Linked DNA regions of Homo sapiens: region 2 is linked to region 1. Evidence: read pairs that join two places in POLR2A ChIA-PET (ENCODE). Cell type or tissue: A673. All regions are shown on one strand. Links, peaks and the distances in the headings refer to the core of each region. The heading gives the core; the rest is flanking DNA.

Region 1 (9,644 bases), core at 568-8,567:
AGCATCCTCCTCCACGATGACGACTGTGCCACAGTGCACCTTGCGTGCCTTGACCCTGGCCACGCGGAAGATGAAGCCATAGCACACCAGCATGACCAGAAAGGGGAAGAGGGCACACCAGATCTGCCAGAAGGCCGTGTAGCCAGGCTCCCGGTGCCAAGCAGCCACACACATCCATTTGAACTCGTCAAACTCCACGGATGACCAACCAAACAGGGGTGGCAGGCAGCCGATGAGCGAGTGAAGCCAGATGTAGACAAGTGCCATCACAGCCCGGTTCCCTGTGATCTTCATGGGGTACACCATGGGGTACAGGACAGCATAGTAGCTAGAAAAGGGATGGAGGGAGGCAAGAGAGAGAAGTCAGCGGAGAGAGAAAACCGCTGCCTTCCTGCGTCAGGGGCTCCCATGACTGGGTTGGATGTTTCTAAAAGCAGCACCTTCTCCCAAGTCTCCCCAGACAAGTTATATAGACTGCATCGTGTTCCACAGCTCTGCAGAGCTCTTTAACAGAGAAGAGCTCAACACTGGCAAGACACAGAGCTCGAACAGTCCTGTTTCCAAGTCATCACACCACAGCCCACTCATATTTGGGGGTGTGGCCAGTCTTAAGATACCTACAGAGGTCCTGAGGGATTATGCATTGGGCCAGATCAATTCTGCTGCTGCTGACAGCAGAATCATCCATTTACATCAATTTTCAGAGGGATCATTAAGAACCAGAATGATGTTGAAGGACTACGGGCTTCATTCAACCAATGGACATTTACCAAAGGCTTGCGATGTGCCAAGCACCGCGCTACCTCCTGGAAATGCAGTTGAGAAGATGTGAGGGAGGCAGACACCTGAGCCAAGTATCAGGGCCTGGAGTGGTAAGGGCCACATTGAGTCCTCACAGCAACTGTGAGCAGCGGATATGTCATTATCTTCATTTTACAGATGAGGAAACTAAAGCAGGGAAAGGCTAAATAACACACCCCAGACCCATGGGAGAAAGACAGAAAGCCAGGCGATCTGACTCTACAATCCCCAGTGCACACGCCCAGCAATTCTGTGTAAGCCTTCTTGTTCCACAGCCAAGGGGGCGGGTCCGAATCACTCAGTGCTGCTAGGTAGGAGGTGGGCCAGGAGGGCTATCCATTCAAACTGGCAGGCTTCTGGTCCAGCACAGAGGGTCACAGCAGGCTCCTGTTGGAGGTGATGCTCCAGACCCAGGTCTCACAGCGTTGGAGGCACTGACCCAGGACCACCCCAGGCAGAAAGCTAGCCTGGCGAGGTATGGAGTTGTGAGTGAGCACCAGCTCAGCAGGGAGGCTGCATGGAGCTCCACCTGGCAGGAGAGAGAGTGCAGGATGGAGAGAGGAGGAGAGAAGGAAGCAGGCCGGGTGGACGGGGCCGGGGCATGCAGAGCTAAGGACTGTAGGCCCAGCTAAGGACTGGCCCTTTAACTGGAAAGGGTGGGAGGACTCAGACCACAGGGCTGAAAGTCAACCACCACCCTCCCAACCCCGACATTTTATCCAAGGGAAATAGGATGTTCCCATGAGGGCAACATGTGTAAGGGACGGGTGGCCACACTGATGCCGCCTGGCAGGACGTTGGGAAATGACTCTGGCTATGTGCCTCACACATCGCCTGGGAAGGTGGCTCCTCCACAGGGACCGCCCTGAGTCACCCTTGGGCCCCAGCAGCTGAACTGCCACATGCTAACTGGAGGTGCTGCCTCCTTGGTCTTCCTAAGCAGGGGTGAGCCTGGGGCTGCTCTGAGCTGAGCCTTGAGCCCAGGCCAGGATCTATCCTGGAAAGAGAGCATTTCCGGCTATGCGGCCTGAGGAGAAGATTGCGCAGTGATTAGGGTGTCTATTACAGAATCACTGCACAGTGGCTGGGTAAGGTGATTACTGTCTTTCGCTGCTATCTGGGCTTGCATCTTGCAAAGGCCGTGCAGCCCAAGGGAAAAAGCATGCCTTTGGAGCTGGAAATTCAAGTTCAGATGGAGGCTCTGATGTCTATTAGCTATGTGACCTCAGCTAATTGATGTAACCTCTCAGAGCTTCAGTTCCCTCATCTGGAAAATGGGAATTCTGGCACCCACATCACAGGTCTGCTCCTAGGAACGAATGAGGAAGATCATGGAAAAGGCCCGGATGGTGCCTACCCTTCAATGGGGGACTGGCCATCGACCTTTCCCCCTTCCTCCTTGAGGACGAAAGCCCTACACTGCTCCTGCTTCTGCGATGACCCCCAGGGGACACTGGCCCTTTTGAGCCCTGGGGGGCGAACAAGCCCCATGGTGGTCTTCTTCCCCTTGTGGGTGGCCTGCTGAGACTCGGACCTGTCTGACGTCATTCTGGCAAATGAAATGTGAGGGGGTTGCTAGGGGACTGCAGGGAGGGGAGCAGTGGGTCTAGGAAGGTTTCCTTCACTTTTCAAAAGAAACAATGCAGAGATTTCTACTTTTTTTCTATCCCTTTAAAGAGCACACAGACGCTCCACCCTGTCACCTCGGTAGTGTACGGCCGGTTGTGGGAGCCAGGCCTGGTGAATGTTCACTGTAGGCCTCCTTCCACCGACTCTGTTTGGCGGCCATAAAAATGATTACAATTAATGTGCTGTCCTCTGCCAGATTTCCTTCTGGCTCTTCTCAACACCCAGTTATTATTACTACTTTATGGCAAGACTTCTCCTTTATTGTAACAAATGGTACCCATATCACTCACTGACTGAGGTTCAGGCACAGGGAGTTCCAGTGTGACATGACACTGATTTCTGCCAGCTGCATCCTGAGTGCCATCAGGAAGCTGGGGCAGTGAAGCTGGGTGCTGGCTCAGTCAAGGTCCACCTCCTACAGGCAGAAAAGCCCCACAGGCACAGCCCTGCCCATGTACAGCCACGTCCTCCAGGGATTATTTTGTTTTTAAGTTTTTTTTTTGGGGGGGGGGGGTTGGTGTGGATAAAATGTATGTACATTGAAATGCACGCATCTACACCTCTATCAAGATACAGAACATTCCAGCCAGGCGCAGTGGCTCACATCTGTAATCTCAGCACTTTGGGAGTCCAAGATAGAAGGATTACTTGAAGCCAGGAGTTTGAGACCAGACTGGGCAACATAAGGAGACCACATCTCTACAAAAAATAAAAAACAAAATTAGGCAGGTATAGTGGTGTGTGCCTGTAGACTTAGCTATTTGGGAGGCTGAGGTGGAAGAAGGATCACTTGGGCCCAGGAGGTCAAGGCTGCAATGAGCCATGACTGCTCCACTGCTGCACTCCAGCCTGGGTGACAGAGCAAGACCCTGTCTCAAAAAAAAAAAAAAAAAAAAAAAGGATATAGAACAGTCCTGCATCTCCTCAGGAAAAAATGGGTATATGTGTTCTCAATCACAGATTTATAAAGTCGTTATTTGCAGCAGAAGCCTCATTTAAGCCTAGTTGAAGATTTAAGGGAAAACAACAAAAGCAACTCCCCACTCCTATGTGGGCTAATAATACAGGCCAAAAGAGAGGGGTTTTCCTTTGCTCTCTATTCTCTTAACTGTCTTGAGGCTCTCAATCTTTCCTCCAACTCATTTTTAGACATGAGCCCAATCACGACCCTTGAACCCTAAAGAGGCTTTCATGACGTCACAGGTAACTGAAAAGTTGTAATGTGGGAAGGGGCTTCCGATGCTTCAGGCTCCTGCCACAAGACCAGCCACTTTGACAGCAAGCCCTGCTCTTAGTAAGTTGTCTTCAGTGAAAACAGAAACAGAATCTAAGCCAATTTCACCTAACAAAGGGGCAACACATTAACTTCCATGGAACAGTCTCCTAAAAGCACTAGTCATCTTTGCTAGCCCTATCCATCCCATTGTTCTAGCTACTTTCATGTACTGAAATTCTATTTTTAGACCTGGAGTTTCACCTTCTGTGATGTGGAATGAAAATATGAGAACTATTTCCACAGACCTGGAACTCCAGCAGCTTGGCAGCGATGATAGAGGTGACCACCATTACAGACTTCTAAGTAATGGACGTTCACAGTGGAACCGCTGGCAGGTCAAATGGTGTCCCCAGCACGCCCTACTTTCACTTGGCTGGTTTAGGACATTGACAAACTGTGAATTTCGCTCCAGGCAGCCATTCTTTTTATATCTGTCTTTGCTCTCTTTTCATGGGGCTACAAGATGGACTCTTTGGGTTCATCTGTCCAGCCAGTTTCTTTTTTTTTTTTTCTTTTTTAAATTTTATTTTTATTATACTTTAAGTTTTAGGGTACATGTGGACAATGTGCAGGTTTGTTACATATGTATACAGGTGCCATGTTGGTGTACTGCACCCATTAACTCGTCATTTAGCATTAGGTATATCTCCTAATGCAGCCAGTTTCTTTAGCTAAGGTTCTCAGCTGGGAACCCCTGGGTATACGTGGCAACGTCTATAGACATTTTGGGCTGTCACGACTGGGGAGGTGTTCCAGCATCTGGTGGGTAGAGGCCAGGATGCTGTTGTATATCCTACAAGGCATAGGACAGCTCCTCACCACAGAGAATTATCTGGCTCGAAATGTCAACAGTGCTAAGGTGGAGAAACCCTGAGCTACGCTAGCTGGCTGCTGGAATGACTGGCAGCACTGAGTTGATGGTGTACAATGACAAAGCGTCCAGGCTCGGGCATCTCAGAACTGGGAGAGTTACTTCCCAGCCACGTGACCTTGGGCAAGTTACTTAAGGCCTCAAAAACCTCACTTTGCTCATCTGCAAAATCGGGGCTAACAAGGTTACCATGAGGGTTAGCTGAGCTAACTGTTGATAAACGGCATACATAGTGCAGTGCCTGGAATATGACAAGCGTGTAACATTTTATAGTTAAAATCACGCCCACTGCCCTTGCTATTCTCCACTTCTACTTTCTTTTTCTTTTCTTTTCTTTTTTTTCAGATGGAGTTTTGCTCTTGTCACCCAGGCTGGAGTGCAATGGCATGATCTCGGCTCACTGCAACCCCTGCCTACCGGGTTCAAGTGATTCTGCCTCAGCCTCCCAAGTAGCTGGGATTACAGGTACCTGCCACCATGCCCAGCTAATTTTTGTATTTTAGTAGAGATGGGGTTTCACCATGTTGGCCAGGCTGGTCTTGAGCTCCTGACTTTGGGTGATCCACCCACCTCGGCCTCCCAAAGTGCTGGGATTACAGGCGTGAGCCACCACGCTCGGCCTCAGCATGTTTATTCATCTTATTCAGCTATGTATTCCCAGCACCAACCACTGTGCTGGGCATATAATAGGTGCTCAATAATTGCTTACCAAGTGAATACACAGAAGCTGCTCCTTCAGTCAGAAGGGGCCTCTCCACCTGTTACGTACCTGCTATCCTACTTGCTGTTTAGGAACCTAGCTCAAATGCCACCTTCTCCCTGAAGCACTCACTGCCAGCCCATCAGCAGCAGTGGCTGGTGGAGTTGTCGATGGTGGTTATTTCTACTTTTGTGTTAAATCGGCGCCCACAAGTCAGCCTCTGCCACTCAACTGTAAACCCCTGGTGGGCAGGGTCTGTGTCCTGCTCATGCTTGTAGCCCACCACTCCAAGGATTGGGCACAGGCCTTTCCTGGAGTAGACATCCAACCAATATTTCCAGTGTGAAATAAGGCCCTGAAAGAGGTAAACCCTCTCTCAGATGAAGTACTTTGCTGGCATGATTTGAGGATTTGTCATGCTTGCTGGTAGAAAATCTCATTCTCACTCATCTAGACCCCAGATTTAAGCAAGCAGCTTACAGTCTCCTGGAGCTATCCCTGCAGATGACTGGCATGTTTACTGAGCATTCATATAGAGACAGCTCTGAGAGGAGCACTTAGAGACCAGCTCTCCATCTCTGCAACTAAGCTGTTTAGCCTCACTCCATGTTCCACGGGACCCAGGGCCCAGAAAGGGATGTTCAAAACTTAATAATTCAAAAAAAAAAAAAAAGTTAAAACAACAAGATCCCATTCCTCCCCACTGCCAACAAACTTCCAAACTTTTTTTTAAAAAAAAATTATATAATCAGTCCTGATAGGCTATTGACAAACAGCTGCTGAAATACAAATTTGTACAACTTTCTGAAAGGTCATTTGCCTTTTATATATCAAGAATCTTGAAAGCATGTTTACTGTTACTGAGAATATAGCAATTACACAAACACACATGCTCCTCAGAATGCTATAGTGAATAGCAAGCTATGTGAAGTCATCTAATCCAGTAACAGGGGACTGTGAAAATAATTTATATACCTCCACAGGATGGAATACCTCGTAACCATGAAAAATCACCTTCTTCAAGGATATTTGAAAATAAGAGAAAATGCTCACCATCACCTAAATGAAAAAAGGAGGACAGAAAACCATAGGAGCCAGAAGCCTATTTCAAAAATTTGCTGTATACAACCAAAAATTACTGGAAGCAAATATACTAAAAACATCAACAGTGATTGTTTCTGATGGTTAGATCATGTGTTTCTAATTTCATTCATTATATTTTCTGGATTACCTCTACTACTCAGGGAAAAAAAAAAAAAAAGAGAAGCTAATTGATTTGTTTTGAGCAATGGCTTCATTGGTTCTGCCTCCCCAGTGCAGCCACAAAGAGCTGCCAGATTCCAGCCTCAGGTCTAGGTGCAGTCTGTGCTCCCAGTGGACAGTTCCACTACCACTCATCGACTGAAAAACTGACAGTCTCAAAAAAGCCCGGGGACTTGTGTCACCCAGTGACAATATCCCTGGCTAGCCCCACTCTGTGTTTTCCCTAACCCCACTACTTACTCTCCTCCCCAATTCCTGGTAAATGACACAGACCTTGAATCTATCCTCCCTGTCCTCATGAAGCCCAACCTGTGCCTGTGATGAACGCAGTGGCCATTAGCAAAATTCTAATAAATGCACTCATTTGTGGGAAACTCGCTGCCAAAGCCCACAAGACTTGTACAACTAAATCTGACAGCATAATGCGGGACCCTGAAGAACCCGCGAGATGCTGCTTAGGAACATCAGCTGCGCCTGACCTCCCCGTGCATCAGCTACGTTGAGGGCGGGAGCAGCCGAGTTTCCAAATGCACACGGCCTCTCCCCGGTGTCACTGCCTGTATTCTCTGGCTGTCTTCCTTCCCCCTGCTCTCCTTTCAGTCCTGGACTGTGGGCAGTGAGGGTGTTCCCTGTTCGGGCTGCACTAGTCAACACCAAAGCAAGACAGAGCAGGGGTCACACTGGGAGAAAGAGAAGCAGAGTCAGAGGCCCTGGACCCAGTGCTGCCCGGAACTGAAACCTGCCTTGGCTTCGGCTTCTTCATCTACAAACCAAGAATCAGAGGTTTCTACAATGTTTTATTTTAGGCGATGGAAGCTCTTTTTAAAATATAATATTGTATGTAACATCCACAGACAAAACGAGATGTGCTTTGGTTGAAGAGATGGCTCCAGAGGCAGAACTCCACCTGGTCATCCTCCCCCAGCAAGGGCCCCTGACACTCTCCAGGGAACTAAGGCAGTCAGAGGGACACTGCACCAGATGAGCGCCCGTCAGTAATCCCTCAATTCTCTAAGTCTGAGGCATGCTTACCGGTCGATGGCAATGACCCCGAGGGTTAGCATGCTGGCAGAGCTGATCAGCAGGTAGAGGAGGGCAGAGAAGTTGCACCACACTACACCAAAGATCCATTCCCTGCGGATGGAGCTCGTCACCACAAAAGGCAGCACCAACACGGACAGCAGGAAGTTGGACAGAGTCAGGCTGAAGACGAACTTGTTGCTGAGGGTGAGGAGGTAGGACTTCTTGTACAAGGTGACCACGATGACCAGGTTTCCCAGGCAGACAAAAATGGTGATGACAATGATGGCGATGAACTGGGTGATGATGACGCCCCCTTCGCCACCCTCCTCCTCAGTGAGATTACTCAGCTCCTTCCTGCAGCTGAGGGAGGAGTTGAGGCTCATGGTCAGTGCACCTCGGCGTGGGGTGGGCAGAGCATGCTGGACGACTGGAAAGATAAGGCAGGACCAGGGGACAGGAAAAGATTCATCAAATCACATCGTCTCCACCTTAGGGAAGAAAGGCTTAAAGGGGTTAAGTGCTACGCCTCAGATCACCCAGCTAGTACAGACTCTCAGCGGGTCTTCCCCACGTAAGCGCTACATAAGTGGGCCATTTTCTACAACCATGTGTGAAATTCATTACATCCCCCTGACCAATTTCTTCCTCTGGTCTAACCCATCCTATCCATTTTCCCAAGACCAGTGGTTCAAAACCTTTAATGTGCTGAAGAATCGTCTGAAGTGCCAGTTTAGAAAGCTGATCCTTGAGCTCCACCACTAGAGGTTCTGGGCGCAGAGATCACAGGCACAACCTAGGAATCTGCATTTTAAACAAGCAGGCTGGGGCAGGGGGCAGGGGGCTGTTACAAGTGGTCTATGGGAGACACTCTGCAGACTGCTGTGTTTAGACCCTGGCTACTCAGGGTGGGCCCTGAACCAGCAGGATCACCATCACCTGAGAGCTCACTAGAGAGGCAGAACCTCAGGCTCCGCATCTCCATCTCACGGAATCAAATCTGCATTTTAGCCCACCGCCAGTCAGTTTTGGTGCACATTACAATTTGACTGTAAGATTCTCATGGGAATTGTTCTGAGCTCCCTAAGCAGGGATTAATCAGGTACAGTTTATATGGGGACGTCATTACTGTTCTCATCAGACACGGCGAGGGAGGGCAAGCACTAACTGTAAATGGGGAAGTAGAGGCACCATTTGAGGTCTTGGCCCACAGACATCACTGTCTATAAGGTGCAGTCCCTGCCCTCAGGAAACTGGCTTGGGATCTTGGCTAAAGCCGCAGGTTGACACATGTTAATGTTAAATCCTACAGACTAATGTTTCTCCAAAACTCTTCATATACTTCAGTTAGCCAAAAAACCCCACAGATCACTTTCCCCACCTGCTCTCATTCTCTGCACACAGAAGACACCAAAAAGAAAGGAAAGATCGCTTTCCACGATCAAGACAAAAACTCTGCTGCCTAAACTGCCTACACACAGCAGCGGGGCCATCCTCACAACCCTCGTGGTGGATCCGCTGCCTCTACTCAAACACTCTTTGGCCAGAGGGAGTGCATGGGTTAATAGGGCAGCCCTTCCCCTCACCAGCAGTCCTAAGTGCCAGAGAGAAAGCTTCCCTCATAGTGAGCTGTATAGTGGTTTCCAGACCTTTCACTAACTCAGCTTCCCTGCTTTGTATTTGCTCTCAGATGTCTATGACTCTCTTGATTTGCGGTCCCCAAAATTGAACACACCATTCTGGATGTATTTTGATAAGTGTCAGGTCCAAAGGGGCAATTATCTCCATGATCAGAATAATCCCCTTCTACTATTCACTCTAAGAATACATTTTCTGGAGGCAGGGCGCAGAGTGGCTCACACCGGTAATCCCAGCACTTTGGGAGGCCCATGTGGGCAGACTGCTTGAGCTCAGGAGTTTGAGAGCAAGCCCGGGCAACGTGGCGAAACTGTCTCTACAGAAAAATACACAGAAAATTATCCGGGAATGGTCGTACATTCCTGTACTCCCAGCTACTTAGCGGGCTGAGGTGGGAGGACCCCTTGAGCCCAGAGGTCAAGGCTGCAGTGAGCTGTTTGTGTCAC
Region 2 (9,644 bases), core at 1,187-9,186, 100 kb after region 1:
TTTTATTGAAAAGTGTTTCAAGAAGTAAATTATAATAAGTTGCTGTTCTAAAACCTAACCAAAAATCTTAAATGGGAAAAATTGAAGTACAAAAAAGGTGATTTTAAGTAAGCTATTTGGTAAGAGCTTTATGGAATGGGAAAGAATAAAAATTTTAAAGCATGTTTTGCAACATAAAAGTAGCACAATTACGTAGGTAAATGATAAGATAGCTTAAGGGAAAGATGTTTCAAACTTGAAGTAATTTTAAAATCTCTTGCATATTTCATTTATACAAATTCATTATATACATTATTCATTTATATACATATTCTTTCAAAGTAAAATCTTTGCTATGTTTCTCTTACATGGTAATTATAAAATCTGTTTACATATGTGTATCATCATTATAATGTATAGAAATTGGAAATAATAATCCAATTTGAGTTAAATAGGAGTTATCTCAGTGTAGAACAAGATGTTCTCTTTAGACTGCATGCTGTTTTGACAACCTATCCTAAAATGTAGGCAGTCTGTTTTTAATACAAAGGATTTTGTAAATCAGTATAATTAAATTTATTGCAACTGTTTATTTTTAAATACAGGCTGACAAGACCTACATGTTACGAGAATATACGTCACGAGAAAGCAAAATTTCTAGTTTGATGGCAAGTACTTAAATTTCAGTTTTTAGAAGTTAATTTTAATGTTTCATTTTAATTTAAGTAGCATATACCCCTGACCCCAACCACCCAAGTTTACATCCCTAAACCCATTCATTCACCTAATGGGGCTCTATAGGATAAATTCTATGGGAGCATAACTTTTCTGACCTTACCTCAAATACAAGAACATTTAGAGCTGCTAGGTACTTAAGCCTCATCTAATCTAATTTTCACATTTTGTTCTAGAGAAATTGAAACCCAGAGGTGTGACTTACTCTGAGTCACATAGCTGGCTGGTGATGGATGTTCTTTACACTTACCACCCTGCCGCCTTATTTCTTTCTACATAGTCTCCTTTTCTCTTCCGAAAATGTGGTGATTCTGTACCATAATTTGTTTGTTTTGGCATCATTTTTCTTTATTTTTTACTCCCCGGGACCTGTGAAGCCTTCCTTAGAACTTAGGATTCTATAATGGGTTGCTTAAAAATTGGTACCTTCCTATAAACTTGATTTTATTTTTTCACGCTTAGTATGTACTTCTGTCTGGGTATAGAGTATACTTGGAACAGAAAAGTTACTACTTAGATTCTATTGTAGACTACATGCTGTGCTCTAACCGAAGACTAGTGTTTTCAAGTTACAAAAGCAGGAGATACATAGGGTTGGATTAAGATGTATTAAATTCTTAGGACATTTGTGGGAACATTATAGATTATATAACCCTGTGATCTTTGATGAAATCATTCAGTAACAAAGTTGAATGATTCCGTATCAAGAAATACCTATTATTTTTAGGAGCACATATGCATATATTGCACCTGATTTTAAAATTTCCATGCTTTATGAATGCTTGAACCAAAACATTTGTAAAAAATTTCAGTACAGTAACTGAATATGCTAATATGATTTATGTATTTCCTAGCATGTTCCACCTTCCCTCTTCACGGAACCTAATGAAATATCCCAGTATTTACCAATAAAGGAAGCAGTTTGTGAGAAGCTAATATTTCCAGAAAGAATTGATCCTAACCCAGCAGACTCACAAAAAAGTACACAAGTGGAATAAAATGTGATACAACATATACTCACTATGGAATCTGACTGGACACCTTGGCTATTTGTAAGGGGTTATTTTTATTATGAGAATTAATTGCCTTGTTTATGTACAGATTTTCTGTAGCCTTAAAGGAAAAAAAAATAAAGATCGTTACAGGCAGGTTTCACTCAACTGCTGTTTGTACTGTCTGTCTTCACATTCATATTCCAGATTTATATTTTCTGGAGTTAAATTTGGATGATTTCTAAATTATCACAAAGTGGGACCTCAGCAGTAGTGATGTGTGTGTCTCATGAGCAGTGAGCACAGTCTGCATTCATCATGAAACACTATCTTCTACCAGGAGGAGGTTAATGTAAATCACCAAATCCCAATGCCTTGTGACTTTCATAGGATTCCTGATCATGCATGTTGATGTACTGGCTCTTCACTTTGGGCTTTCTGATGTTTATTCACACCTTTGGAGAGTTGCAACTTGCCACATACGAAATTAGTCTCATAGTGTAGTGAACTTCAACCCCAAAATTTTAAAAATGTATTTCCCCCCAGTTTTAAATTGCCTTTGAAATTTAAAAAAAAAAAATTTAGACTTAGTACCAGAACCAAAAATACCTAGATTTTTGGAGAACTTATTACATACATAGAAACATGAATATGGTTTACCACTGTGTGTGTGTAGGATGTTAGAATTATCTGTCCTCCATCTTTAGGTGCTTTTTCTTAAATGTGGTTCTACTTATACTGATATTTTTAATTTCCATCTTCCATGCAACCTCAGAGTGAATAAACCCCTTAAATTTGGTGCTGGTTCGAAAAAGTCTAAAGGGTTTATTAGGGGTTGTTTTTCGCAAATATTACATCAATCCTTAAAGCAACAAGATTAATTTTCTGCTTAAAATATTTGGGAAGATAGGTAAGGAGGAGGGGGTTTTAAAATATAAAAGCAAGTTTTTCTATTTTAAGGTGCATATTTGTAACATTACAGGGGATGAAGTAAAATGTAATTAATTAGCACAAGACTTAGGGAGTACAGAAAATACACAGAAGTAAATTTCAAATCCATTTGATTGTTTTCATAGTGACCCCTTAGTCATTTTATATTCTTGTCTGCCTTTCTAGAAAAATGGTTGTCATAAAGTGGAAAGTGATTAAAAAGCATCAAATAAGAAATTATTTCAAGTGGATTTTTAAAAATATTTTTTTGAAGGGCAGGGGGAAAATTCACCCCTTTTCTGATTTGAAATATGTTGTACATATTTCCATTTGATGGATAAATCATTAAGTAAGAATATTTGATTTAAAGTATTAGCCAACCTCTTCAGGTATTAGCCTGAAGATAAATTTTAACAAAACATATACACTTGGGTATCCGTCATTGCTCAAACTCTATAGTGTATTGCTGGAGCCAATAGGCAGGGTATATTTTATTAGCTAAATTTGATATTTGTCTTCTGCCTTCTGTATCACCTCCAAGCTATAGGAAATCAGGATTTTGTTGGCTTTAAGAAAACACATGGTATGTTCACTGTATATTAAATATACCTGTATTTAATGTTTTCTCTTAGGACAGAAAAGTAGACACACACACACACACACACACACATGTTGTGTTCAGCTTTCTGTTTTATATTATTTGCCATTGAGATTAGAATAGAACAGGCTCTATTCATGCAAACTATATGAAATGAAAAACTTTTAAGACTCTTCATTAATTGGAGCTTCTGGGCAACATCGTGTGTGTGTGTGTGTGTGTGTGTGTGTGTGTGTGTATACAGACATTTTTTTTTTAACTTGTTGATTCAGATGTCTTGGTCCCTGAATAGTCCTAGATTACTTATTTTGAGAATTCATTGTTAAAAATTACAGGGAATTAAAATAATTGCCTTTTTTTTTTTTAGAGGGTAAGAGATGGGTAGAAGAGTATGCCTCTGAAAATTTTATTAGTTTATTCTTGTGGAGAATACCAAGAAAATGTGTATTTGCCCATTGCTAAATATGATATATGCCATTTTGTATTTATTTGTCCCAAGTGTCTTTTTGTAAGAGGAGAATAAACAATAAGGAATTACTGATCAAAGTTTTACTATTTCATTTATTTGAGTTTTTCTTAGAGCTTAATTAAAGAAGTGTGGTTTGGGGTATACTTTTCTTATTTGTGCTTTATGTTTTGAACTCAGTCAACACTGTAGACAGTCTCCAGGCAGGTTATAAATTAAAACCTAACTGATGGTTCAGAATACAATTTCCCAGTTTGCATTTGGGCTCTTGCCTCTCCTCTCCCTCTGTTCATCAATATTTCCATGGATGTTTTTTAACAGTATTTTCTGTATGTTGGGTTAATGTTTTTGGTTTTTGAAAATATGAATACCTGTCGTATGTATTAGTTTTGAGTACTATATGTACAATTATGGTGCTAGGTATAATAGATTACAACAATGAAGCGATGTAGTATATGTTTTTATAGGATTAAAGTCTAATGGAGGAGACAAAGTAAAAAAATTACTAATTTTAATATGTGCAGTGATGGAAATGATACTGACAAGAGAGTAACAGAAAATCAACTAACTTTAGTAGAGGTAGTCAGAGCTCTGCTTCTCAAGAAGATGTGGAAAACCTCAAGAGACTGTCATTCCCATTTTAACAAGGAGAAAAGGCTGGGTCATCTATAAAATTAAAGCTTTTTTTCTTGAACATATCAAAGAACTGAAATTACAAGGCAAACAAACCAAATCCCAAAGAGTGATAAGCCCTACAAGGAGAGATGGGACATACTGACTGTTTAACCTTAGGAAGAACCCAAGAGAAAGAGATGGCCTTTATATAAACAGGTAAAATATTGGCAAAAATTTTAAGAAATTCCTAAAGTGTACATGTGGGCTAGCATACCAGTTTGGAATAGCCAAGAATCTGAAATAAGGGAACTTCATACACACTCACAAGTTCTTTCCCAAGGGCCTACACCAGGACTTAAGAAAGACTGGAAGCAGGGTGTGGAACCAGAAAGTCTCAGTAGGTGGTTTAAGCAAACAGAAGGTAGTTGGCTGCCATGAAATTCTGCCTGCTTTCAAGCTCTTCTCTTGAATGATGCAAAAGCCTTAGGCTATTGTAGGGAGGAACAACAATCATTCCTAGGGCCCAGGCAGAAATTCATTGCTCTGGGGTAGGAATGTAGACAAAACCCATCTGCTTTTGAGAGAGAGGTAGGAAATGTTCTGCCTTCAGGACACAGGAAAACAATATTACTGCTGGAAGAGTAGAAGCAAAAATTGACCTTGGAGGATAGGCAGAAAATCTGGGCCCAGGAAGCCACATGGATAACATAAAGAGGTCTGCTCCCAGTGGGGAATGAGCATGAAATTGTTGCACAAGACCAACAATAGATTTGAAACAGATTTTGACTACTATTGAGAAATGGTGCAGGAATGTTGAGAAAGCCACATCCCTGAAGGCCAGGCACACAAAGCCTGCCTAAGACCGAGGCTAGCCAAGGACAAAAAACCCCCTGTCTCTGCTATAAGCCTAGCACTAAGTAACAAGGAAAACCAGTCTGTTGAGGAAGCAGCAAGGGTGTAAATATAGATCCTCTCTGTGGTGTAGGCATACAGGGATCCCTGAAAATTGAGGGTGGGACTCAGAAAAGTCCTCCTGTACTCCAGGTGCACTGTAAGCATAAGGTAACAGCAGTCAACCACTGGAAGAATTTGAAGCCTGTAGTATACTGAAGATAGTGACAGCATTAATCCAACCCAAACCCCTAAAAACTGGTGTCTACATTGACACAATTTCCAAACTAATGGTCTCTGTGTTAGTCCATTTTGCATTGCTACAAAGGAATACCTGAGGCTGGATAATTTATAGACAAGAGGTTTATTTTGGCTCATGGTTCTGCAGATTATACAAGAAACATGGTGCCAGCATTTGCTTCTGGTTAGGCCTCAGGAAGCTTTTACTTGCGGCAGAAGGAAAGGGGAGCTGATGTGTCACATGACAAGAGCAGGAGCAAGAGAGATGCCAAGTTCTTTTTATTTATTTATCTATTTTATTTATTTATTTATTTACTGAGATAGCATCTCAGCCTGTCGCCCAGGCTGGAGTGCAGTGGCACCATCTCAGCTCACTGCAGCCTCTGCCTCCTGGGTTCAAACGATTCTCCTGCCTCAGCCTCCTGAGTAGCTGGGATTACAGGCATGCGCCACCAAGCCCAGCTAATTTTTGTATTTTTAGTAGAGATGGGGTTTCACCATGTTGGCCAGGCTGGTCTCGAATGCCTAACCTCAAGTGATCCACCCACCTCGGCCTCCCAAAGTGCTGGGATTATAGGCATGAGCCACCGTGCCTGGCCCAAGCTCTTTTTAAAAAACCAGCTTTCACGTGAACTAATGAAGAACTCATTACCCCAAAGAGGGCACTAATCTGCTCATGAGGGATCCCTCCCATGACCCAAACACCTCTTACCAGGCCCTGCTTCCAACATTGAGAATCACATTTCAACATGAGATTTGGAAGGGACAGACATCCAAACTATATCAGTTTGACAGAAGTGTGTGCATTTCCAGGTGTAACACAATCTACCTTATTCCTTCTGTTATACACATGAGTCTGGCATTCAATCAAAAACCAACAAAATCCAATTCAGAAATGAAACAGAGGTTGGGACTAGCAGACCTTAAGACAATCAGTTAATATATTAACATATCTGGTGGAAAAGGTGGGAAATAACAAACAGATAGTGAATTTCAGCAGAGAAGTGGGTAAAAAAGGGCAAAATGGAAACACCAGATATATACACATAAAAAGCTTGGCCAGGCACTGTGGTTCACACCTGTAAGCCCAGCACTTTGGGAGGCCGAGGCAGGTAGATCACTTGAGACCAGGAGTTTGAGACCAGCCTGTCTAACATGGGGAAACCCCAGCTCTACTAGAAATACAAAAAATTAGCCAGGCGTGGTAGCACATACCTATAATCCCAGCTACTCGGGAGGCTGAGGCATGAGAATTGCTTGAACTCGGGAGGCAGAGGTTGCAGTGAGCTGAGATCGTGCCACTGCACTCCTGCCTGGGCAACAGAGCAAGACTCTGTGTCAAAAAAAAAAAAAAAGTCTACAATATCAGAGATAGCGGATTTCTTCAAACTTGATACAGCTGAAGAATTCATGAACTTGAAAAGAGGTCAATAGCAAGTATCTAAACAGACAAAGCAAAAGAGAGTAGTGGTGGGGAAACAGGACAGAGCATCCAAGAACTGTGGAGCAAGATCAAATAGTCTGATGTACAGGCAAACCTTGAAAATATTACAGTGTGGCTCCAGACCACTGCCATAAAACAAATAAAGCAAGTCACATGAATTTTTTTGTTAACGAGTGCATATGAAAGTTATGTTTACACTATACCATAGTCTATTAAGTGTGCAATAGCATTATGTCTAAAGAAAAACAACATACGTATCTTAATTTAAAAATGCTTTATTAAAACAAAATGCTAATAATCATCTGACCCTTCAGCAAGTAGCAGTATTTTTGCTGGTAGAGGACCTTGCTTTGAGTTGATGGCTGCTGACTGATGATGGCTGTGGCAATTTCTTAAAATAAGACATCAACGGCCAGGTGTGGTGGCTCACACCTGCAATCCCAGCATTTTGGGAGGCCGAGGTGGGCGGATCACCTGAGGTTGGGAGTTCAAGACCAGCCTGACCAACATGGAGAAACCCTGTCTCTACTAAAAATACAAAATTAGCTGGGTATGGTGGCACATGCCTGTAATCCCCGCTACTCGGGAGACTGAGGCAGGAGAATCATGTGAACCTGGGAGGCGGAGGTTGCGGTGAGCAGAGATCACACCATTGCACTCCAGTCTGGGCAACAGGAGTGAAACTCCGTCTCAAAAAAAAAAAAAAAAAAGACATTCAACCCTCTTAGATCCTGCCACTACTTTATCAGCTAAGTAACTAAGTATATGTAATATTCTAATCCTTTGTTGCCATTTCAACAATGCTTACGGTATCTTCAACAGTAGATTCCATCTCAAGAAACCACTTTCTTTGTTCATCCATAAGAAGCAACTCCTCATCCTGTTAAAGTTTTGTCATGAATTTGCAATAATTCTGTCACACCTTTAGGCTCTGCTTCTAATTCTAGTTCTCTTGCTATTTCCACCCCATCTGCAGTGACTTCCTCCACTGAAGTCCTGAACCTCTCAAAGTCATCCACAAGGGTTGGAATCAACTTCTTCCAAACTCCTGTTAAAATGTTGACATTTTGACCTCCTTCCATGAATCACAAATTGGCATCTGGAATGGTTAATCCTTTCCAGAAAGTTTTCAATTGACTTTGCCTGGTTCCATGAGAGGAATCACTATCTATGGCAGCTATAGCCTTATGAAATGTATTTCTTAAGAAATAAGACTTGAAAGTTGAAATGACTCTTTGATCCATGGGCTGCAGATTGTATATTGTGTCAGCAGGCATGAAAACACAGCATTCATCTCCTTGTACATCTCTATCACAGCTCTTGGTTGACCAGCTACATTGTCAATGAGCAGTGATATTTTGAAAAGAATCTTTTTTTCTGAACAGTAGGTCTCAATACTGGGCTTAAAATATTTAGTGAGCGAGGCTGTAAAGAGATGTGCTGTTATCCAGGCTTTGTTGTAGAGCACAGGTGGTAGCAACTGATCATAATTCTCAGCTCTAGGATTTTGAGAATGGTAAATGAAACTTTCTCAGTATCAGCAGTAAGGCTGTTTTGCTTTATTATCATTTATGTATTCACTGGAGTAGCACTTTTCATTTCCTTCAAGAGCTTTTCCTTTGCATTCACAACCTGGCTAACTCGTACAAGATGTCTGGCTTTCATCCTATCATGCCTTCCTTACTAAGCTTAATCATTTCTAGCCTTTGATTTAAAGTGAAAGACATGGGACTCTTCCTTTCACTTGAACACTTAGAGGTCATTGTAGGTTATTTTTTTTTTTAAGCATGGAAATAAATTTTTTTATTACTGAATTATTTCCCTTATTTGACTTTCATAAGGAAATACTCAAAAACCACTTCAAAATAACTCAATTCTCACTCATACACATAGCATTTTCAGGACACCATATTTTCTTTTTTATTATTTTATTTTATTTTATTTTATTTTATTTATTTTTTTATTGATCATTCTTGGGTGTTTCTCGCAGAGAGGGATTTGGCAGGGTCATAGGACAATAGTGGAGGGAAGGTCAGCAGATAAACAAGTGAACAAAGGTCTCTGGTTTTCCTAGGCAGAGGACCCTGCGGCCTTCCGCAGTGTTTGTGTCCCCGGGTAGTTGAGATTAGGGAGTGGTGATGACTCTTAATGAGCATGCTGCCTTCAAGCATCTGTTTAACAAAGCACATCTTGCACCGCCCTTAATCCATTTAACCCTGAGTGGACACAGCACATGTTTCAGAGAGCACTGGGTTGGGGGTAAGGTCATAGATCAACAGCATCCCAAGGCAGAAGATTTTTTCTTAGTACAGAACAAAATGGAGTCTCCTATGTCTACTTCTTTCTACACAGCCACAGCAACAATCTGATTTCTCTATCTTTTCCCCGCATTTCCCCCTTTTCTATTCGACAAAACTGCCATCGTCATCATGGCCCGTTCTCAATGAGCTGTTGGGTACACCTCCCAGACGGGGTGGCGGCCGGGCAGAGGGGCTCCTCACTTCCCAGAAGGGGCAGCCGGGCAGAGGCGCCCCCCACCTCCCGGACGGGGCGGCTGGCTGGGTGGGGACGCTCCTCACTTCCCAGACGGGCGGCTGCCGGGCGGAGGGGCTCCTCACTTCTCAGATGGGGCGGCTGCCGGGCGGAGGGGCTCCTCACTTCTCAGACGGGGCGGCTGCCGGGCGGAGGGGCTCCTCACTTCTCAGACGGGGCGGCTGCCCGGCGGAGGGGCTCCTCACATCCCAGACAGGGTCG

What was found. Peaks named below come from ENCODE experiments on the same cell type or tissue, not always from the same donor. Only the 100,000 strongest peaks of a DNase experiment are listed, where the experiment ranks them.
Region 2: POLR2A ChIA-PET joins it to region 1 with 9 read pairs; 3 of 35 experiments call an interaction of 5 or more read pairs at or near these places.

The regions. Positions count from the first base shown.
Region 1 is chr1:168,096,905-168,106,548 of GRCh38, forward strand. GPR161 (G protein-coupled receptor 161) reads right to left here. Exons shown (of 6, transcript NM_001375883.1): 2 at 7,573-7,990; 3 at 1-328. The coding sequence starts at 7,946. Among named protein-coding and RNA genes, the nearest start is that of GPR161, 35 kb to the right of the region's middle. RefSeq lists enhancers at 1-12, 13-513. In A673, for the core only: no CTCF peak of the experiment used is centred there; no DNase peak of the experiment used is centred there.
Region 2 is chr1:168,198,335-168,207,978 of GRCh38, forward strand. TIPRL (TOR signaling pathway regulator) reads left to right here. Exons shown (of 7, transcript NM_152902.5): 6 at 585-647; 7 at 1,569-3,775. The coding sequence ends at 1,712. Among named protein-coding and RNA genes, the nearest start is that of SFT2D2, 23 kb to the right of the region's middle. In A673, for the core only: no CTCF peak of the experiment used is centred there; a DNase peak (open chromatin) is centred at 5,087; H3K27ac peaks cover 1,473 bases.